3 separate regions of the Homo sapiens genome follow, and regions 1 and 2 are each linked to region 3. A link is a loop called in an ENCODE intact Hi-C map of the cell type or tissue named here. Cell type or tissue: A673. All regions are shown on one strand.

Region 1 (8,000 bases), 380 kb after region 3:
AAGTGATAAACTTGGGTTTATGCATGGAATTGCAAACCAATCAATATTCCTAGAGCATGAAGAAAAGGTAAGGTAGCTGAGATGGGGAGGATTGAGCAAGGGCCAGATCATGGTGGGCCTTGTATGTACCACATTAAGGCTCTTGGACTTTATTCTAGGGTAGTGAAAAGCAATTGAGGATGATTAAGCAGGATAGTGGTATTGTCATGTGTTTATGTGTGTAGATTTCTTTAGCAGCCATGGGGGAAAGTGATTTGAAGGAGACAGCTGGGTGCAGGCAGACCAAGTAGGAGATTGGAAGTATCCCACAGAGATAAAACTAATGGATGAAATAGGGAAGTGGTAGTGGGTCAGAGCCAGGGACAAATTTGAGAAATATTTAGGAGCAAAATGGTCGGAATTTAGGGATTAATTAGATGGGAAGATGAGAGAGGGAAACAAATCTGAGAAGTCCCTAGTTTCTAGTTTGCATGAGTAGGTAGCTAATGTGACACAAAAATAGAAAATACAGAAATAGCAAATCTGTCCACTCTTCTCTAGCCCACCACCCAACATCTACCTATCTCCTCTTTCTCAGCAGACAACCCTGCCTCCTCTTTCATCAGGAAAATTGAGGACATCATAATTATCTCTCTTAACTAGCTGCTGTAACATGTACCTACTCTCTGTCTGGTCCCTCACCCATCCTTATCTCTTTCCAAGCTCTCAAACATTGAGTGATCTTTCCTGGCTCAAGGTTAAAGCCCACCACCTGTGCATCCCACCTGCTTCTAGGACCTTGTTCCATGCATTACTTCCTTGCTTTCCTTTATTCTCCACTTCATTCATTATTGCTTTATCACCTTCTCTTCAAAACTTTCAGAATCCTTGTCTATACTCACTGTAATCACTTCCTTACTTCTCAACCCATTGCAGTTTGACTAACAAACTTTCCAACACACATATGTACATACATACATACAACCCAGGTATCTGAATCAAATGAAATTTTTTGGGCCCTTAAAGTTTCTTCTTTTAGATCTGTGGTTCCTTGACGGAGGCACTGTGGGACATCACCAAATATTTTAAATATTTATGGGAAACACTGATACTTGATATCTTTCAGGCCCTATGCAAACTGCAAGTTCAAAGCAGTACAGTTTCAACATTAGATTACCCTGCATTTATTTGAACAATATCAGGACTTTGTGAAGCTGGGTTTTCCATGGTTGCCGTGATAAAATGCACGCACTGCACAAAAATGAGTGTGGAACAGGAAATGACACTGACAGTGTCCACTGATTCCAAGGTTTGAGAAGTTCTATAGTGCTCAACAGGTGCACACATGCTATTAAATATTTGTGATTAGTTAAGAATGAAATAGGAATATGAGTTTTTCTTTCAGTGTCTGTGTATTTTTTTAAGTCACTTTTAAGCTGTTAGGACATAGATACTTATTAGGTTGTTTAGACCTAATGACTTTAAAAATTGAACTGTTAAGCATTTCTTTTAGCTTGGGAGACACTGAAAAATTTACAGGAACACTAAAGGTGCTAAGAATCTCTGACCTACACCTTGGCTTCGCAGTATTGACCCCATGGCTTTCACCATTACCAAAACACAGGGAGTTGTGGACATCCAAGACCAAGACAGTATAAATGTGCCCTTGAATGAATCATACTTCATTTTGTTAATTTGTGTGGATCACTAAAATTAGAAAGATATTCCTTTCACATGAAAGTTACATTTGAGAATAGCTTCATATATTTTATTTTAATACATTGACTAAAACCTACTTTGTTTTTCTTTTCTTTTCTTTTTTTTTTTTTTTTTTTTTTGAGACAACGTTTCATTGTTACCCAGGCTGAAGTGCAGTGGCGTGATCTCAGCTCACTGCAGCCTTGACTTCCTGGGCTCAAGTGATCCTCCTGCCTCAGCCTGCTGAGTAGCTGCACCACCATGCCCAGCTAATTTTTGTATTTTTTGTAGAGATGGGTTTTCACCATATTGTGTAGGCTGGTCTCGAACTCCTGGACTCAAGCGATCCGCCTACCTCAGTCAACTAAAGTGCTGGGATTACAGGCATGAGCCACCACACCCAGCTGTATGGCACTCTGAAATTGTTTGGGCACATGATATATATGGACTTAATGTCAAATAACCAAATTTGAGTCTGATCTGTACCATTTCCTATCTAGTGTCAGCTAGCTTTATGCAAGTCATAGAACCTCTCTCAAGATTTCCTTTTTTTTCCTTCATAAAATTGGCCTAACATGGGGAAGGAGGACTGGAAGACTTTCTCATGCTCTTAAGAATTATACCTGCTTATATTTCTAAAAGAGAAATACAAAGTATTCGTATGCTACCAATAATAAATATTTTAAACATACCATAATTATCATCATCATTGCTAGTTTTTCTAGCCCCTCAGATTCTGCATATTGTCTTAAATTACTAGGTTATCACTGAATCATTAGTCATTGCCAGTGCTAGATACTGTCCAAGGCAAACATAGTCCTCAAAACATAGTCCTGGTCCCTGTATGTTATATAATTTTAGAATAATGTCATATAAATCATATGGTACATGCACACATAGTAAAATATATTTTTACGTTTTGTGCTTTAACTAATATCTGTTTAGTATTTGTTAACCATGGAGTTATGGAAAAACTTAAGCTCTGAAGTGAGACAGAACTTTGTTGAGAACTCGTCATTGCCATTACAAGCTGACAGCTAAAGTGCAATTTCACAAATGCCAATGAGAGAATAATGAACTCCTCAGAGTTGTTGGGGGGGTTAATGATGACCCATGCAAAGTGCTTATGTATCATGTATATAAAAGGCGTTGAACAAATGTTTTTATCCCCAGCAGTAAGAAGCAATGAAAGTAGGCTTTGGGTATATTTGTGCTGAAAATTAGATTCTATCAGGATATAAAGAAATGGTTTAAGCAAGTTGTAAAGAATCTAGGATAAGAGTGACTAATTTTAAGATGAATTAAATGGTACTTGTTCTATTTAATACATACTAGTGAAAATATTTCAATGGTACTGGTTGTTCTAGGCAGCACTTAATATGAAAAAAATGAGTTATGATACATGTCTATTCCTTTAATGAAAACTTTTTAAAAATACAGTTAAAAAGAGAGTAGGCTGAGCACAGTGGCTCATACCTGTAATCCCAGCACGTTGGAAGGCCAAGGCAGGTGAATCACTTGAGGTCAGGAGTTCAAGACCAGCCTGGCCAACATGGCAAAAACCCTGTCTCTACTAAAAATACAAAAATTAGTTGGGCATGGTGGCACGCACCTGCAGTCCCAGCTACTCAGGAGCTGAGGCACAAGAATTGCTTGAACCCAGGAGGCAGAGGCTGCTGTGAGCTGAGATCATGCCACAGCACTCCAGCCTGAGCAACAGACTGAGACTCTGTCTCAAAAAAAAAAAAAATGGTAATACAACACATTCCCATTTACTCACCATTCAAAACTAACAAATTTCAGCTCTCTGTCATATTTGCTTCAGATATTTAATTTTCCTGTTAAAAAAATTAAATACTTTCAATAAGGGTAAAGCTCCCTTTGTACTGTTTTCTAGTCCCTTTCATCTTCCTTCCTCCTCAGATACAATTGCTATCATAAATTTGATGTGGATCCTCCCATTCAAATTTTTATATTTATACTGATCCTAAATATATATGTGTAAATAATTTTTATGACTGTACTTTCAAGTTTATGTATATTTTGTGAGTGTCCTAATCCTTGCTTTTTTTAACATTATATTTTTGAGATATAACATTCATGGAATGTTTATAATGCCATTCTTCGTTTCTTAATTTGTCAGCACTTTCTCATCCATTGAGTCAGATGAAGAGTGTAATAGCAGCTCACACCATAAAAGGGTTGAGAACTACTGACTTTAAATGCCTTTCTGGTTTGAACTAAACCATTATTTTACAGAGTTCCATGCTATTCAATTATATTTCTTTGCTTAAGAGTTTAAATTCTAGCCAGCATTTATTTTCAGTGTGGTTAAAACAACAACAGAAAAAAAGGTCAGGCATGGTGGTTCATGCCTGTAATCCCAGTACTTTGGGAGACTGAGGTAGGTGGATTGCTTCAGCCAAGGAGTTCAAGACCAGCATGGGCAACATGGTGAAACCCCATCTCTACAAAAAAATACGAAAAATTACCTGTGTGTAGTGGTGCACACCCGTAGTCCCAGCTACTCGGGAGGCTGAGGTGGGAGGATCACCTGAGCCAGGGAAGTTGAGGCTGCAGTGAGCCAAGATTGCACCACTGCACTCCAGCCTGGGCCACAAGAGTTGAGACCCTGCCTCAAAAAAAAAACAAAAAAACACAAAACTATCACATTTTGTATTATCATATGCAAATTGATCTGCCTACAGCCAAAGCTTACCATTAATCTACAGCTATGCCCCATCATTCAAACTTGTTCAAAAGATTGTATTATAGAAATTTTACTTCTAGATAGAATGTGGATTAAATCTCATTGTAGATTTTGTATAAAATGATGAATTTCTGATACCACATACCTTTGTTCAGGCTTTGTTTGTCTCTTGTTTTTGTTGTGTTGTTTTTAACAGCTTCATCACTGGTCCAGCTGTAATACCAGGGTACTTCTCCGTTGATGTGAATAATGTGGTACTCATTTTAAATGGAAGAGAAAAAGCAAAGATCTTTTATGCCACCCAGTGGTTACTTTATGCACAAAATTTAGTGCAAATTCAAAAACTCCAGCATCTTGCTGTTGTTTTGCTCGGAAATGAACATTGTGATAATGAGTGGATAAACCCATTCCTCAAAAGAAATGGAGGCTTCGTGGAGCTGCTTTTCATAATATATGACAGCCCCTGGATTAATGACGTGGATGTTTTTCAGTGGCCTTTAGGAGTAGCAACGTAAGTACAAAATATGATTAAACATTTTTAGGCCCTAACACCTGAATTTCTGAACCAGGAAGACTTATTCAAAATTGTAATAAATTTAGTTCTTCTGGGATTATTGAGGCCAGGTACAGTCTTTCTCAGAGATAAAAACAGGGTGTGGTCGCATCCTTCAATAACAATTATGATGTTTTTAAGAGTATTTTATTCTTTAATGAGGAGATGAGTTACTTTTTTTCTTTTAAAACCCCAAGGCATAGAATGGATTTTTCAAGCTTATTAGGAGTGCCATAAAAATATATTTAGCAGAGAAATGGCAGATAGATTTTTTTAAAAACAATGATAGTATCTATATATAGTAAAAAAAGGCAATATTATTATATCAGGAATATACCGTACCATTGTGTTTGAGACTGGCTGAATTTATACAAATCTCTTCTATAAAAGGAGGGATTAATTAAATGATAGCTAAGGTTTCTCAAGATACAGTCTTTTAGGCCAGGCGCAGTGGCTTACTGCCTGTAATCCCAGCACTTTGGGAGGCCAACTAGGCAGATTGCTCGAGTCCAGGAGTTCAAGAGCATCCTGGGCAACATGGCAAAACCCTATCTCTAAAAAAAAAAAAAATCAAAAATTATCCGGGCATGGTGACATGGACTCCTGTATGGCGCCTCTAGTCCTAGCTACTCATGAGGTTGAGGTGGGAGGATCACTTAAGCCCAGGAGATTGAGCTGAGATTGTACCACTGCACTCTAGCCTGGGCAACAGAGTGAGATGAGACTGTCTCACCAAAAAAAAAAAAAAAAAAAAAAAAAAAAAAGATATAGTCTTTCTCCAGCTATAAAATGGAAAACATATATTTTTATCTTTCTGTTAATAGGATGTTTTTAATTAAGAGCAAGTTGACTTTAAGATAAGTTGCCACTAGTATATAAACCTCCTGAGAGCAGGGATTTTTGTCTCTTTTGTTCACTGTTCTATCCACAGAGCCTAAAACAGCACCTGCAGAGTAGGTATTCTGTATTTGTTGAGTGGATAAATTATGAAAAATCTCACTGACATGATTTTTGAATCATACATTCATTATTCATCATTCTGTCCCTGGTTGCGGGATGTGGCCTTAGACTGCTGCCTAGTTAGCGACACAGATGTCACTGGCACATCTGTGCCAGTAATGAGATGTATTCCCAAGCCTACTCCTATAACACCCTAACTCAGTAGGTTTGGGGTAAGGCCAGACAAAAAGGTTCTTGTTAAGTAAAGCCAGGTTTAAGACCCTCTTAAAAATCTATTTTTTGAGCAGAGCCTGCATTTGTAAAATGTTTTCATATAGTATAAGATGGAACCTCTTGGTAATCATGATGTTGTTGCACTAGGCCAGTATATTTCTTATATAGGTCTGTGGTTCTCAACCAGGGGCAATTTTGCCCACCGGGAGGCATTTGGCAGTGTCTGGAGACTTTTTTTTTTTTTTTTTTTTGAGACGAAGTCTTGCTCTGTCACCCCAGCTGGAGTTCAGTGGCACGATCTTGGCTCTCTGCAACCTCTGCCTCCCAGGTTCTAGCCATTCTCCTGCCTCAGCCTCCCAAGTAGCTGGGATTACAGGTGGGCATCACCACTCCTGGCTAATTTTGTATTTTTTATAGAGAGGGGGTTTCGCCATGTTGGCCAGGCTGGTCTCAAATTCCTGACCTCAAGTGATCTGCCTGCCTTGGACTCCCACAGTGCTGAGATTATAGGCATGAGCCACTGTGCCTGGCCTGGAGACGTTTTTGATTGTCACAACTGGAGGAAAGAGGTTGTCACAACTGGTATCTAGCAGATAGAGCCCAGGGATACAGCTGAACACCCCACAATGTATAGGACAGCCTCCACAAGAAAAAATTAACCCAAAATGTCAGTAATGCTGAGGCTAAGAAACCCTGTTATATACAAACTGTTAGGTAAAATTTTGTTCTCGTGTGAAAGTTACATTTCAGGTACACAGTTTAATCCCTGGTATTTCCAAATGCTCATAAAAATAGGTAACTTTTCCTGTATGGCATACCATGGTTTTATCTGTCAGTTTGTTTTAATCTACTTGAAAAGCCCTTGGGATTAATTTTTCAGAGCCCTTTGCAATAGCAAAATATATAATCTTTCCTTTTTTTTAATTGACAAATAGTAATGGTATATGATAATGGGGTACAAATGATGTTTTGAAATATATTTACAACGTAGAATGCTTAAATCAGACTAACAAATCCGTAACCTTATATACTTAACAATTTTTGTGGTAAAAACATAACATCTGCTGTTTTAGCAATTTTGAAATATACAGTGCATTATTATTTATTATAGTCACCCTATTCTGTGTGATAGATCACTAAAGCTTATTCCTCCTGTCCAACTGAAACTTCATACCCTTCGATCAACATCTTCCTTTTCCCCATCCATCTCCCTCCCCTGGAGTATTCTGTAATCTTTTCATCACCTGGTTAAAATGTTGCTTAAATCGTGATCATTATGAATAGAGAAGAGTCTTTATACTTTGAAGGTTTTGAATGTAACATGCCTAACAGCTGCAGATGAGTAATGCAAGTTAAAGAATGTCAAAAACAAATAACTTTAGGCACAACATCTCTGTAACACTTTTGTAAGAGATGTCAGTGTGAAATTCAATTTTTTTAAGTCAGTAGATTCAGGGAGTTTTCCAAAGTATTCATGGAAAATTACAATTTGAGATTTAGAAATCACATTTTAAACCTCTTCTGTATACTTCTTGCTACCTAAGAGATTGGGTTATGGGGAATTTTTGCCAATTCTATATCATATGTTAATTCATGTGTATTTATTTTTATAGATACAGGAATTTTCCTGTGGTGGAGGCAAGTTGGTCAATGCTGCATGATGAGAGGCCATATTTATGTAATTTCTTAGGAACGATTTATGAAAATTCATCCAGACAGGCACTAATGAACATTTTGAAAAAAGATGGGAACGATAAGCTTTGTTGGGTTTCAGCAAGAGAACAGTAAGTTCTATGCTTATTTAATTCATTCATTTTGTTCTCCAGTCTGAGAGTTGCTTTATGTAGAAACACAGGTTTCCAAAGAGGCATTGTTAACTCTATTTGT
Region 2 (8,000 bases), 320 kb before region 3:
AAAAGAAACAACGTGTGTTGCCAGGGAACAAGGCTTTATTATTTTATGGGTGATGTCAACCAGGGAGATGGGAGCCAAGTCTCAAATCCATCCCTCCCTCTCAACTAAGGTCAGGGGTTTACATAGCTGGGAAGGAAAACAGAAGGGGCAAGGAAGAGGAGTTGGTCAACAGGCAGCAGGTGGTTGAATGAAGGGTCCAGCGTCTTATTGTAACCACGTATAAGAAAATAGGAATTAGGGAGGGGTAAGAAGGGGAATTGATCAACAGGCAACAGATGCATCTCATTGTCTGGGTGCAGTGATCTAGAAAGCCTCAGCTCCCCGATGGCATCTGAGAGGCCTGGCGATCGGTTTCCTGAGAAAAGATGGAAGTGTAAAATTGGGCTGGCTTCGGATCTTTTCTTCTGATTGTTGCCTTGTTTCCTAAATATCTCCTCCCACGGTCCTCCTTGTGGTTCCCTTCCACAGTCCTCATTGCTCAGTACTGCCTCTTTTCTTTTTTCTTTTCTTTTCTTTGAGACACACTCTCGCTGTGTCACCCAGGCTGGAGTGCAGTGGGACGATCTCAGCTCACTGAAACCTCTGCCTCCCAGGTTCAAGTGATTCTCCTGCTTCAGCCTCATGAGCAGCTGGGACTACAGGCACACGCCACCATGCCCGGGTAATTTTTGTATTTTTAATAGAGATGAGGTTTCACCATGTTGGCCAGGCTGGCCTTGAACTCCTGACCTCGAGTGATCTGCCTGCCTCGGCCTCCCAAAGTGCTGGGATTACAGGCATGAGCTACCGCATCCAGCCCAGCATGGCCCATTTCTTCCACAGAACAACATCATTCATGAGGGATAAAAGCATTCTGGTCCCAGGCCCTTCTGCTTTCTCAGGCTTCTCTCTCCTGGCTCTCACCAGTCTCTGTATCCACTCCAACTTCTACTGACTTCTCAGGAGGGAAAGCTGAACACTAGTCTCAGTTTAGGCAAGGAGGAGGCAGTGGTGGAGCTTTAGCTCTATTTGAGGTATCTAAAGCCAAGCATGTTTCCCTATTAGGCTCAACTACCCATTATGTACAAATGGGACTTCAACACACATGTCAAGTACAGTGGAACCAAACCTAGTTTAATCTAGGCTTAATTCCAGTTGGAAGTGAGGATTTCTACTTTCACATGCTTCTTCCTGTCTCAAATCTCAGCTCTAGATCTCCTAAAACCAGTTGTTCAAATGGCTTGGGGCATTTTTTTCAAGATGATTTCCACGGGAAAAATTATACAATTTTGATAAGAGATTTAAAAAGAGAACCTGAATTAATGGAGAGACATATCATGTTTATGGAAAGGAAAAAAAATATAATAAAGACACCAATTGTTCCCAACTTGAATTATAGATTCAATGCAATTGAAATCAAAACCGTAAAACTTTCTATGCTTATTTCACCACTTATATGGAAGGGTAAAGGGTCAAAAGTAGCCAGAATGCTTCTGAAGTAGCAGGTATCAGAACTTACTATGAAGCTGTTGAAGGAAACTAAAATATTTCACTCCCAAATATATTTTCTTGATTTATTTTGAAATGGCTGCTGCAGGGCCAGCAGATTGAGTTGGGAGGGTATTGCATCTGTAGAGAATCCTCATTAATGTAGCCAGACCTTCCCTTTCTAGGCATTTCCCAGCCCTAGGTGAGGTTAACTGAGTCTGGCACCTTTAAAGGTCTGAAGAGAGACATTTACCATCTATTCTCTGAGGACTGCTATCTATGAGGCTTCAGCCACATAACAAGGCCACCTTTGCTAGCCAGGCCACCTCCTTTTAAACCTCTCATTAAACCTGATTTACCAACATAACCTGTTCTTGGCCATGTTCTGAGCCCTCACTCTCTCTATAACCTCAAGATGGTATATAAGCTTCTGTACCTTATTGTCAGGTTGGGTCTTCCTTCTGAAGACTCCTGTGTATTGTGCCTTTGCAAGTTGATTTTTCAGTGAAACTTCAGAGGGCCAAGATTCCCCCTTGGCTCCCACACTGTAGTGATTAAGATAGTGAGATAACAGCAGGGGGATAGATATGGGGTAGATATATACATCATATCAAAGTACTCCCCAAGTTCTTATTGATTAGATATTAAGTAATAAGTTCAAAATTATTATATAACTTTATAGTAGAGAAGTTTGGCATACATCAAATTAACCAGGTATTAAAAGTTCACTGCGCCAGTAATGGGACAAATCAACGTCATGTGCCTCCTCATGTGCTGCACCGAGAAGGACACAGTATCACTTCAGCAGTGTTCTGGGGCCAAAAATGTAAAACCTCAAGTTGCTTATGAGTAAACCCCAGCCAAACTCAAAACAATGGACATTCTACAAAGCAACTGGCCTGTACTTTTCACAGGCATTGAGGTCATGAAAGACAAGACAGAAGAGCTGCTCCAGAGTGAAGAAGACCGAGGAGAGCAAAGACCACCACGAGGCCATCAAGCAGACAATCCAGAGACAAAACTCCTTTTCTGAGGAATTCAAGAGTAATTAGACTTCTCTATTATCTAAAGCTGACATCTGGTAGCAGGCTTCTTTCACCCCAAATGTATAAGTAATTAGAACTTCTATACATCTCTGGAATGCATGCATGTTGAAACTGACTGTGTGACCCTTGATGACATCAAGGCACCCAAATGTCTACAAATGTAATCACTTATCATGACTATGTGGCTAATATGGTTTAAATTACCCTTAACTCCCACTTTAAGGTCCATAAATACCCCTAAGGAAAAAATCCACCATGGTGCACTCAGTCCTCTCTTGCTGAGATGCCCGGCTGTACTCTTCTGTAGCATTCCATCTATCAAAACTTTCCTTTTCAAAACCATGCTGTTGTGGATAAATTATTCTTACTCCCTGTGAGTCAGTCACTTTCCATTGCTGAGGCTCTGACACCTCGCCTGACAGAGATGTGGAACTCTTTGCAGTATTCAATCCTGGACTACACCCTGGACCATGAGGGAGACAATTGGCAAAATCTAAATGGAGCATGTGGATTTGATAGTATTATATCAATGTTATTTTCCTGATTTTGATGGTTGTATTTGCCTGTGTAGAAGACCATCTCTATTTTTAGGAAATATATACTAAAGTATTGATGAATAATATTGCCTCATATTTGAAACTTACTCTGAAATGGTTCAGAGAAAAAAAATCACGCATACATAGGAAGAGAAAAGGGTGAGAGAGAGAAAGGGGGGTAAGAGAAAGAATAAAAATTATAAGGTAAATGTGATAAGATGTTAACGGCTATGGAATTTGGGTAAAGGATAGAGACAGAAATGCTTTGTATTTTTCTCTCAACTTTTCTGAAAGTTTGTTATTTTAAAATAAAAGGTTAAAAGAATATATCGAGAACTCTTACAAATAATAAGAAAAACATGAATGATACAACATAAAAATGGAGGTGAAACATGAACAAACATTCTGCACAAGAGGATATACGTGTGGCAAATAAAGCCACAATGACATTTTTGACATCATTGGCAATCCCAGTTAAGACCATAGTGAGGTACCATGTACCGTTTTGCATTTAACTGCCAAATGTTTTAAAATCTGAAAATACCAAGTGTTTGAAAGGCTTTGGTTTCAAATGATTTGTTATACATTTCTGAAAGGAGTGTAATTTGTTGCTGTCATTCTAAATGACATTTTGTCACTCTCTCAGAGTTGAACATTTGCATACTGGGTGTGACCTAGCAATTCCACCCCTAAGTACATACCTAGGAAAATCTCTCATATACACCTATACCTGGAGATATGCACAGCATACTCACAGCAGTGACACTTATAATAGGGAAAACCTAAATGCCCATTGGTGGAAGAGTGGCAAAAGAACTGTGGTACATTCACACCACAGAACATTGTAGAGCAGCTAAAACAAAGGAACTCTAAGATGGAAGAATTTTAACAATATAATAGAAAATGAAAAAGGAAGCCATTCCCCAATTACATACAGTATGACACCAGTTTTGAAAAGTGAAAACTAAAATACAAAAAAATTATGCATATATAGAGATTCATAAAACTGTACACAAAGAATGAAAGCTGAGAGTGGTCACATGGAATGTGTGGTTTTATTGCCACAGAGAACATTATGCCCTAAAGGTGAATTGATATTTCTAACTTTAGAAACTGAACATTTTTGATAATGTAATTAACAAGCTTTTTCCCCAGCTTTTATTCATCAAGTTTCTAATGTCTTAGAGTTCATTCTTATCCAGGATACCTCTTACACAGATTTGGCCTGTAGTTTTTTATAGTGAGCAAAATATGAAATTTTATACTTATACACTAAAATATATACTCCATGAAGACAGATATTTTGTGTTTCATGTTTACTATTGTATCTCCAAAATCTAGCACAGTACCTGGTATATAGAAGACAATCAATACATCATATCTACTAATCGATAATAATAATGAATGCAAATCTGTATTTGTCAATGTTAAAGGGCAACATTGCAGTAACATAACATTTCCAGTGGGTGGAGCCCACGTTGCATTTTGTAAAGTGAAAATTTTTGATGCATGCTTTCTTGTCCTTGGGAGAATTTTAGTTGGTTCTGTGGTACCTCTGTAATAAGTTTGGATTTTCTTTGAAGTGCACTAATTGTCACAGAACTGCAACCTTTTTCGTGTGGCATATTCGTGTTTAATGAACAACTTTCTAATATTTAAACCATTTGGTTCTTGAGTTAATATCAAGTAAACTGTTTTTCCTCTCCACACAATTCAATTAGGTTGCTAAGTTTATTGTACTTATTTCTAGGTAAAAAACTAAACATGTTAAAGAATGAGAAAAATCTGTTTAAAATAGAATGAGTCGTAAAAAGATGGTAAACAATGTAACATGAATGCCAACTATGATGATAATGTCTAAGGAAAAAAGAATCAAAGCAATTTTCCGTATTATTTCTATACCCAAAGGCCTGACATTGCTGTAAGCTCAGGGCATTTGTCTTACCTTATTTAATTTAGCTTCCTTTCTTGAGTCACTTGCAGAAAATCATCAGTTACATAGGGGATCATCCCCACATGGCTCTGTGCATCTGCTACCCTGGCCCATCTCTCATTCCTCCCTATTTTGGAAAATTTCCACCATGCTATCCGGAATTCAAAATCCACCATCTGCAAAATTCCCAGATCCTTTATTTCTTCTCTGAACACTGTTTGCTTTTTTGCTCAATGGAAACCTGGCTCTAGTGTGAGGAGCGTGCTGTCTTGCATGTAGCTTTTCTTCCCATACCCCTCTGACTACCAGGCCTTGGGGGCCAGTAGATGCCGGCCAGCCCCTCATCGCTGTCTCCAACAATTCTCCTCTCCACCTCTCTAACCCCCAGCTTTGAAGTCTTTGTCATCCAACGATTGCACAACCCCCCTTCCTACTGCAGTCATCTACTTCTAGTCTCTCCTCTTCATTTCTATAATGTTTTTAGATCCTGGCTCACTGTCAATTTCCCCCTAAAACTCCTGTGACAAGTTTTGGTTATTTCAGTATCCAGACAGATGATCATTTTGAAACATGGGCTCCAGGTTTCTTAACCTCCTCTCCTTTAGGGATCTTCCCCCCACCTTACCTCAGTCACTCATTCCCATGGTCACAACCCTTGCCTTTGTGTTTACCAACAACTACATCCCTACCTTAATCTCGGTTTCTAGCATATACATCCTTACCATTGCATTCTATCAAAATACTCTCAGATGCCCTGTCTTCACTTTCCCAACTCCACTGGACCTTCAGTCCATTGCTTTGGTCACCTTTTCTCCTTCTCTTGCTCTTCCTCATCACCTCACTTTACAGCCTTATATGGAAGGGATTCCATGCTTTCACATTGTTATAACTTTCTTGCATATTTATGTATGGCCTTGCTTTGTCCTTTATTACAGTGCCTGGGAAACCCCAACCCAGTTACATCTAACTCTCTGCCTATTCCATGCCTGCCTCCTTGCACCTGGATATGACTGGATAAAAACCTACAGCCATGACTACCAGGCCCATGTTAAATTTATGTTATCACTAACTCAAGTGGAATCTTTGGGCTACCTGGTAGTTCTGCTTCATCATACTGTCCGTTCATTCTCCCATTCTCTAGAAAAGTGTTTTTCAAATTGTGCATTTAAAAACTTAAATAGATTAAAGCTGAATAGAATTTAATAGGGTACACAGCATAAAATAAGGATAAACACTATTTCATGAAATGCTTGTTTCTTTTATATTTGTATGTACATTTATATACACACATCTGTGCCAGTTTGGGATATAAAACATGCTGTGAATTTAAAAAAAAGTTCTAGGCAATTTTTTCACATTTTCTTCCTTCTCCTTGAACTTCCATCCCTTTTTCATCTCTTCATTCTCATCTGATGATTCTGCTTCCTATTTTACTAAGAAAACAGGACTCAGAAGAGAGCTTCTGCACCTATCAGCCTATGCATGCCCATATTCTTCCCTCCTTGCTGTTACTCTCTGCATCTCTAAGCCCAGCCCTTCCACATGTCTCCTAGATCCACCCCATCATTTCTCAACTTCTAACTGAATCATCTAGTTACTAGTAATTATGAACCTCATGCAAGTTCTTTCTAATGCATCATTGATTTCACCCTCTCTTACTGTACCATTCTTCTTAATATCAGGCATTCTGCAGTAGCTCCCATGTTAAATACCAAATCCAAACAAAGCCTTTGGTGATTCCCCTCTAGCTACTGTGCCATTTCTATTTCTCTTTACAGGAATAGTCCTCTAAAGAGTTGTCTACACTTTCTGTTTCTGAGGATTCTCCTCTCATTTTCCTTTGCCCTTACTTCAATGGGCTTTTATCCCCACTATTCTACCAAAACATTTTAATCAAAGTTATCAGTGACATCCATTGTTCTTTAATTTCCTAAATTCAATGGGCTTTCCTCAAAGAGATCACTCTCTCCTCCTTGCAATACTTCCCCCACTTGACTTTCAGGCCACCAGGCTCTGCTTACCTTTTTTTTTTTTTTTTTTTGTTTGTTTGTTTGTTTCCTACTTTCCTACTTTCCTACTTCATAGGTCACTTCTTGTAAATGTTGGAGTGCTCATGTCAGACTTGGAGTGTCCAAGGTCTCACTCTTGAAGCTCTTGTCTTATTTATACTTATCCCTTGGTGCTTTCATTTAGTCTTATTGTGTTAAGTTCCATTTACATGACAATGATTCCCAAATTTATATAGCCCAGGCCTTTCTCCTGAAACCTTTTTGGCATCACGGACCAGTTTCTATGGAAGGCAGTTTTTCCACAGACTGGGGGTGGAGGGATGGTTTCAGGATTAAACTGTTCCACCTCAGATCATCAGGCATTAGATTCTCATAAGGAGCATGCAACCTAGATGCCCCGCATGCACAGTTCAAAACAGGGTTCACACTCCTATGAGAATCTAATGCTGCCACGGATCTGACAGTTGGTGGAGCTCAGGCAGTGATGCTCGCTCACCTAACCACCTCTCACCTCCTACCGTGCGGCCTGGTTCCTAACAGGACATAGACCAGTACTGGGTGTTGGGGACCCCTGTTGTAAGGGATAAAAAGAGTCAAGGTTTATGTTCTTAGGGGGCTTAAATATCTTTTAAGCAGTAGTATGACAGTAAAATAGACCAGAAGGCCAGACAAAATATATTTTACCTTCCTGAAAATGTTCATTTTTAAGAAGCATTGAAACAGTAAATAAAACCCTAATGCATAATAATTAGCAGATTCGTAAATACTCACATTCGCCAGATCAAAAAATTAATTTATCAATGTGAGAGAGCCCTGGCAAGGAAATCCATTTTTCCCTCCTACCCGACCTTTCCAGAAGTGTCTTTTTGCTTGCTGAAGGTCGGTCTGTCACCCTAGTCCCTTGATCACTTTCTGCAGTTTCCTCCGTGGTGTTGCTTCATCATTTATTCACTCATGTATCCATTTAGCAGACATTTATTGGATACCTACGTGTCGGGTAAGTCATTAA
Region 3 (8,000 bases):
ATTGTCCCCCCCTCCTTATAACCCTGCCTTTTGGGAATCGTCCCAAGAGCCCACTATCAGCCTACCCTTCCCTAAAAGGACTTCAGCGTGAGATAGAGCAATGTAAAAAGGATCTTCAGAACTTCCCTTTCTCCTCTTCTCAGGGGAAGAAAGGCATGATCCGTGGAGCTGCTATGGGAGCCTAGGAATGTGAACACCCTCCTGGCCAAAACATTCCTACAGCATATCAAAAATTTCCCACCCAAGATCCCCAGTGGGACAATAACAACACAGCCTACCAAGAAAATATGCAGGACCTTAGGGAATTGATAATAAAGGAGATTAAAGAATCAGTACCCCAAACCCAGAATCTTACCCAAATATTTGATATACAGCAAGGGAAAGATGAAGGGCCTATAGAATTTTTAGACAGATTAAAGGAACAAATGAGAAAATATACTGGTCTTGGTTTTGAGGATCCTCTTGGGCAAGGAATGTTAAAACTTCATTTTGTCACTAAAAGTTGGCCAGATATTAACAAGAAATTACAAAAGATAGAGAATTAGAAAGATAAACCTATAGAAGACCTTCTAAGAGAAGCCCCAAAAGTATATGTAAGAAGAGATGAAGAAAAACAAAAGCAGAAGGCAAAAATTCTGCTGTCTACCATATAACAAACTACCCAGGGGGCCAGAACCTATAAAGAACCTAGACCCCCACTCTCCAAGCAATATAAAGGGTAAAAAGAGTAAAGCCAGGAGACTCAAAGGTAGAGAGAAAAAAAACCTTACAGGAGAGAGAATGACAGAGGGGACAGAGGAAGTCAAAGAGAGAGAGTCAAAGAGAGAGAGAGAGAGAGAGAGAGAAAGAGAGAGCCAAAGAGAGAGAGAGAAAGAGAGAAACAGAGAGAGACAAAGAGAGAGGGAGAGGCAAAGGGAGAGAAAGAGGACAAAACAAATGTTTCCAATTAAAAATAGGTCATCTCAAAAGAGAATGTCCCAAATAGGAAAAAGAACAAAAGTCATATATAAAAGCAAATCAGCTAATATTAAATTTCTGTTAATTCTGGAAGCAGGGACAAATCTATTAGGAAGAAATTTAATGCTAGAACTAGGCTTAGGCCTCCAAATCAATCATGGAAAATTCCACCTCTCCCTATTGCTCACCACTGCAGATGAAGAACACATTCATCCCAAGATATGGCCAAAAGACAGGAATTGAGGAAAGTTACAGATTCCTCCAGTTTATGTTTACTTAAAAACCCCTGGGGGAATAGTAAAGAGAAAGCAATGTACCCTATTCCTTTAAAAGCCAGGGTAAATTTAAAACCTATAATTGATAATTGAATGTCTTCTCCGTGTGGGCTTCTTAACCCTGTATGTCTCCCTATAACACTCCAATACTGCCTGTAAAGAAGCCAGATGGGTCATACCACTTAGTGCAAGACCTTAGAGCTATTAATCAAATAGTCCAAACTACCCACCTTGTTGTTCCCAATCCTTATACTATTATCGGTAGGATCCCCAGTCACCACTGGTTTACAGTAGTAGATTTAAAAGATGCCTTCTGGACTTGGTTGTTGGCAGAGGACAGCCAGGATCTATTTGCCTTTGAGTGAGAAGATCCTCACTCTGGTCGAAAATAGCAAGACCAATAGACAGTCTTACCCCAAGGGTTTACAGAATCTCCAAATTTATTTAGTCAAATATTAGAACAAGTCATTTAATTGCAAAGACAAACAGAGAATTGAGCTTAAGAGATTGAAGGTATCATATCCTTGCCTCTGCCGGAGACAAACAAGAACTTCGAAAATTTTAGGATTGGTCGGGTACTGTTGTCTATGGATAGACTCTTATATCCTAAAAACAAAACCCTTATATAAAAAAAGCTCACGCAAGACGAGCCAAACCCCCTCATTTGGCAATTACCAGAAAGCCAATAGGTGGAAAGATTAAAACATCTGTTAGTAACTGCCCGTGTCCTAGCTTTACCCTCCTTAAGCAGCCATTCTATTTTTTGGTCAGTGTAAACAAGGGCATAGCCTTAGATGTACATGCCCAAAAGCACGGAGGCCACTGACAACCCATAGCCTTCCTATAAAAATCCTTCATCCAGTAACCCACAGATTTGCCCAAATGCATTCAATCTGTAGTGAATTTGCTAACAGAAGAAAGTAGAAAAATAACTTTTAGAGGAAACCTCATTGTGAGCACACCTCACCAGGTCAGAACTATCCTAAGTCAAAAAAGCAAAAAGGTAGCTTACTGACTCAAGAATCTCAAAGTATGAGGCTATTCTGTTATGAAAAGATGATATAACATTAACAACTGATAATTCACTTAACCCGGCAGGTTTCCTAATAGCAGATCTAAATCTAAAGAGAGAGCACACATGAAGATGTATGGTTATCCTTTCATGCTCCTATAAAGTAATCTAGAATGAATGGAGTCAGGAGTCATGGATTCTAATATGGACTCATAAGTAAGCTATATCCTTAAAACCTGAATCAGAAAGAAATTTTGTAAGAGATATATACTCTAGAGCATAAGGAATTTCTTTTTTCTAAAACTTATTTAGAAATGTTGGCTTTCCCTGCACTTCAAGGTGCCTGTGTAGAGCTATGAAGGCATCCAGAAAGGAACATTCAATGAGATGGATCAACAAGGTTGTGAAATGAAAAAAAAAAATAATCTCCTTAGCTCAGACTTAAGCCCTGACCAGCACAGGGGAGAAAGAAGTAAGTTTCCCTCTACTCTTCATATTTCTTAATTGGGACAGATCCTTATAACCAAAGACAAATTAACAAGAGGAAAAAAAGTTTATTATCTTATATATCTCATGTATACACGGGAGATAAAGAAATGAGAAAATCTCAAAAAGGTGGCTTTGAATTCAGCCTTAAATACCATCTTTAGCTGAAAGAAAGGTGTTTATGGTACTAGTTATGGGGAGGTGACCAGGAAAAGCAGAGTAAACCAATGTAAGTTTTGTTAGTGTTAGATATGAGTTCTAAATTTCTCTTCAAGGAATCAATATGTCAGTATGTTCAATTATTTGTCTTCTACTTTTAAACTTAACTTCCTCATAAAGCAACCTTTTTCGATGACCTGCTCCACCCTAACTCATTCCCATTACCAGTTCCACCCCGACTCATTCCAATTCCCTGCTCCACTCTGACTCATTCCGATTACCTGCTCCACTCTGACTCATTCTGATTGCCTACTCCACCCTGACTCATTCCAATTACCTGCTCATTCTCCGCCCAGACTCATTCTGATTTCCTGCTCTGCCATAACCATTTTTCCCGCCAAACAACTTACCCAGTCACTCTCTTTAAATTAGCCAGTCGGAATTAGTTTAGCCTCTGCGGTCTAACCCTAGCCAATAGAGGAACAACACAGCAGCAGGGGCCATGTGTGTCAGGGATAAGAACCCCTTCCCCTCCCTTGTCCAAGTGTGCGCTCACCATTGCTCCATCTGTAAGGGCGCACCCTTCTATAGAAGCACATTGCCTTGCTGAGAATTAAAAAGAAAATTTTATATTTGAGTGCATTTCTTTTGTGGCACTGAAACTTTATTTATTACATTGGGCAGATTTAAGTCAGTGCCTTCTTCATAGGTAAGAATGTCTAGTGATTTAGAGCCATCTTTCTCTTGCTAGTGCAAAGAGGAAACTCCCTTACAAATGGAGATTTCCCTTATAGATGTAAATTTCTCTTACAAATGGTAACTTCTGCTCTGTTTTTAAGCTTCTCCTGTGTCTATAGTTTCTCCAAAGAATTAACTCAAAATAATTCTTAAGCCAAAGAAGCATATTTTGGGGTGGCATATTCTGGTCTCCAACACTAAGACCCACTTTCTGATAATAATAAGAGATAATTTCTTATTAAACATACTTTAGGTCAATGTTTAGAGGTCTTTTGAGAGCCATGGAAAGGATACACATATTAAAGTTTCTGAGAAGGCTTAACTTTAAGTAACCTATTTTACTTTATTTTTTAAAAGCTGCTTTTGAGTATGATTAGTCTTCTTGACATCAATTCCTTAAGATAAAGGAGCTTCCCAAATGGTGTAGTTTCCCCAATAATCAGGAGTGGCTCAGATATCAATCAAGATCAAGACATTTTTTAAAAAACATTTTCATTCACGTAGGGGGTTCTAGAAATCTGCGGGCTGGGCTGATCAAGAAAAAACATGTGACCACGAGGTGGCAGTAGCACACACATCTTTACTGAGCAGCACTTCACTTTGACGGATTTACATGGTGAGGAAGTCCCTCACAGCAGGAGTCTATCTGGAGGCTACAGCTTGATAACTACTCACAAAGGGAGGAGAGCAAGGGAACTCTAGAGGAAGAGGGAAATTAAATAGGTGGTTATGTGTCTAGGCAATGTCAGCAGCACAACAGGGACTCTCCAAATACAGAGTTCCAAAGGGACTGTAGCTTACGGTCTTTATGGCTCCAGGCTTATCTTACAATTTGCTAGCAGACATTGGGCACAGTTTCACAGAATATTCGAAACAGGCAGGCTCTAAATGGCTAAAAATGTGCTATTTGGTGTTTGTTTCAAACAGTTGGATGTGTAAATATTAGAATTTGCTCTGCTGCTCAGCCTGCACTAAAGAAATATTAAATAGCCAAGTGATCAATATACAGAAGCTATCTGTCTTAGTCTATTTGTGCTGCTATAACAAAATACTACAGACTGGGTGATTTATAATGAACAGAAATGTATTTGCCTCATTATTCTGGAGGCTGGGAAGTTCACGATTGAGGGTCCACATATAGTGAGAGCCTCGTTGCTGTGTCATAACATGGTGAGAGAGAGAGAGAGAAAGAAGGAAGCCAAACTCATCCTTTTATTAGGAACACACCCCCTTGATAACCAACCAAATAACAGCATTAATCCACTCATGAGGGCAAAGCCTTCATAACCTAATCACCTCTTAAAGGTGCCACCTCTAAAAACTGTTGCACTAGGGATTAAGTTTCCAGCACATGAAATTGGAGGACACATTCAAACTATAGCATTATCTTTGGCTCATTTACATCACAAGTCATATCACACTAATAGCCATTAGAAGTAGTTCTAATCTATTTGTCCTAAACTTATTTCTCCTTCATTTTAAGGTGTCCTGCAAATATACTAGTTCAGATATAACAAGATTTGATGAATCAATCATTAAAAATGGAATGAACAGAGGCTCTGAAGTCAGATCTGGGGTGTGAGTCTAGGAAATTGCTTACCATTTCTTAGTCCCAATGTCTTCCTCTGTGAAATGACAATAATAGTGTCTTGGCTTATGAAGCTGTTGTGAATATTAAATTTGATTATATAAGCAACTAGCTTAGCATTAGTGCTTAATATATTTTCATTTCCTTTTTCTGTTATCATTATTTTGGCTTTATTTATATTTCCTAGTCTTTCTTGGTTCCTCTCAACTCTCTTCACTAAAGACCCTAATATTTGAAGTCAGTCTTCATTGAACAACCCCTTCAGGCACACTGTCTTGAATCAAAGAGATAATTGTAATTGTCACTTTTCTTGACCCTATCCAACAATATCATAAGTTTCTTGAATTGCAGAAATCAAGGTTGCCCAAGGAGTTTCTAGTAGTAGCCACTAAACCTAACCTCAACTCCTTGTACTTGCCATTATTTCATTATTTGAAAGGAGATTTGCACATGTTTATGTGTACTTTCCAGTAAAGGTTCTGATCAGGGTTACAGTTTTGTTGCCCTTCTTAGCTATAGCAGAATATTCAGCTGAGAACAGTTTCTCATGATTCAGAATCCTGCTCTGGGTAATAACTGAGGGCTTAAGACATTTCATCTTTGAATATAACCACAGTTGTTTTCCCCTAAATGTCCTTCCTTTCCTTCCCCCACTGGCACACATCTAACACTTTTCACTCTGGGATATTCCTGTCACTTGGATATTCCTTTTTCAAAAAGAGATTGGTACCCTCTGTATCCATGGAAATTACATTACATCACTCTCTGAAATAAAACTAGTGTCAAAGGAACTTGATAACGTTGCTTAAATTCATCTGGTCAGTTGATTGATCCGGTTTGTTCTCTTTAAGTCATCCTATCTACGACTAAATAAAATGGCCCCTAATCCATTCATTTATTCAAAAATATTTGGAGTGCCTGCTGTGTGCTAGCTACTGTTCTAGGCACTGGGAATATTGAAGTGAATGAGGTAGAAGTCTTGATCTCATGGACTTTAGTTTCTAGTGATGAGAGACTGACAGTAGACAAGTCAACATAAAACTAAACAAGATGGTTTCAACCAAGGATAAATGCCTGAACTGTTGTGTATCTGACAAGGAAGGAAAGAATCAGAGAGGAAACAAAAAGTTTAGAAAATTGCAGGGACTCTACGCCTTTCCCAGAGAAAGTCAAAGTGGGATGTCAGAGGTTATAGGACCCTAGACAGATCTGAAGACTTAGGAAAATAAGATCCATGTCCCTTTCCTGAATAGGGCACAGAAAAGAGGGAAGACTACAGAATTTCCCCCAGGCCCTGCATGTTTCAAGAACAAAAGAAATGTCCATTTCTGATGTCCATGTAGATGGTCTGAGACACCACAAAAATGCAGAGGTGCAGAGAGGGCATTAATATGCCATAGGTCATTGGCAGGCCAAAGAAGCCTTGAAATTGGAGCATGGAGCTTGACCTTGGGAGATGCTTTTTTATTCTACTTTGGAATCTTACTTTAAACCCCAGATGGTGTGATATAGGAAACAACTCCACCATTACAAAAAAATTTACTCCTACATTGTGCATAGTGCTAAAGTAGAATGGAAAACAGAAAAAAAATACTGAAGGATTAAAAGCAACCCTGTGGAAAATTAGAAACAACAGTTGCCCAATTAAACTTCAACTCATGTAGAAGTGCTTGTGAAGTTGACCTTCATAAAGATAGCTGCCTGTACACGTTCCATGATTTTTACAAAGGAAAAGGCGTTTTTTTCCAGTCCCCTTTAGAAGCGCACAAAGCTTTAAATGTACAAACATTTTAAACCACCCACATACACTCCTACCTAGATAATTAATTCTTAAATCCATTAGATTAACTCAACCATGGCCAAGGGTGAATAATTGCTTGTGATTTTACAGATAAACTGAGTTTCTTTGGTGCTGAAGCTAAAATACCATTATTGGAGCAAGGACCCTGGCAGAGGACTGAAAGAGGACAGTGCCTGCACACTGGGAGCTCTGAGTCACTTTCCATACTCTTCCTTTCTTTCTTCTCTCTTGATTCTCTAGTCTTGAAGTCCAGTGAAATAGTATTGCTAAAGTCAAAAATCCTCAGAAAAGCCAACAATATTTACAAGTTTGCAGAGTTAATATGTGTGAGTTTTGTTTGTTTGCAGAAGAAAAAAGATTAAAACATAATAAAAGAAAACAAAAAACCAAACAAATATCCACTCCTGAAGAAATAGGAAATGAATATGATGAGTGGGCAGAACCAAGTCATGGTATCATAAAAATAAAATTTGTTGTATCCTGTAGAAAAGAAAAAGTAAACAATTGGAGAGGACAATGACACTATTGTATGTGAGAAAATACTTAAGTATATATCTTTTTATTCACTATCCTTCATAATCAAGAAGGGCTTTTGAAACACATTTAGTTTTTTTTCTACCTTTGAGCTTATTATTTTTATGGCTAATGATGACTTTTCTAACATTTACAATTTTGTTACACATATTTTGAAGTTGAAAACTCTGGAAATAAAGAAATTAATTTTTAAATATGCTTTTTCAAAAAAGACTCCAACGCATGGTTTAACAACCTTGAAAGACAAGTATGACAGGCTTATAAATATGGAAGAACACCAGTCTTCTATTAGAGATAGCAATAGATTGTGTCATTGTAAAGATAGACACCTGCCTACAAGCTCCGACCCTGGAAGAATTCATTTTCAACCACTGAAAGCAGAGAATTCAACTAGTGAATGTTCGAATCAGCATATGAGAAACATAAATGGAATTTAGTTATGATTTCAGG

Evidence for each region. Peaks named below come from ENCODE experiments on the same cell type or tissue, not always from the same donor. Only the 100,000 strongest peaks of a DNase experiment are listed, where the experiment ranks them.
Region 1: a loop joins it to region 3, with 5 times the contacts of the local background. A loop is called at or near these places in 23 of 110 quality-filtered maps.
Region 2: a loop joins it to region 3, with 2.8 times the contacts of the local background. A loop is called at or near these places in 7 of 110 quality-filtered maps.

Annotation. Positions count from the first base shown.
Region 1 is chr12:63,797,508-63,805,507 of GRCh38, forward strand. It overlaps RXYLT1 (ribitol xylosyltransferase 1), which reads left to right. Exons shown (of 6, transcript NM_014254.3): 4 at 4,584-4,898; 5 at 7,727-7,897. Among named protein-coding and RNA genes, the nearest start is that of RXYLT1-AS1, 21 kb to the right of the region's middle. In A673, a CTCF peak has its summit at 4,690 (motif pointing left); a DNase peak (open chromatin) is centred at 4,664.
Region 2 is chr12:63,099,218-63,107,217 of GRCh38, forward strand. No RefSeq gene overlaps it. Among named protein-coding and RNA genes, the nearest start is that of AVPR1A, 48 kb to the right of the region's middle. In A673, a CTCF peak has its summit at 4,508 (motif pointing right); a DNase peak (open chromatin) is centred at 4,544.
Region 3 is chr12:63,416,126-63,424,125 of GRCh38, forward strand. No RefSeq gene overlaps it. Among named protein-coding and RNA genes, the nearest start is that of LINC03056, 46 kb to the left of the region's middle. RefSeq lists an enhancer at 2,379-3,578 and silencers at 4,103-4,152, 4,213-4,272. In A673, a CTCF peak has its summit at 4,179 (motif pointing right); a DNase peak (open chromatin) is centred at 4,276; H3K27ac peaks cover 390 bases.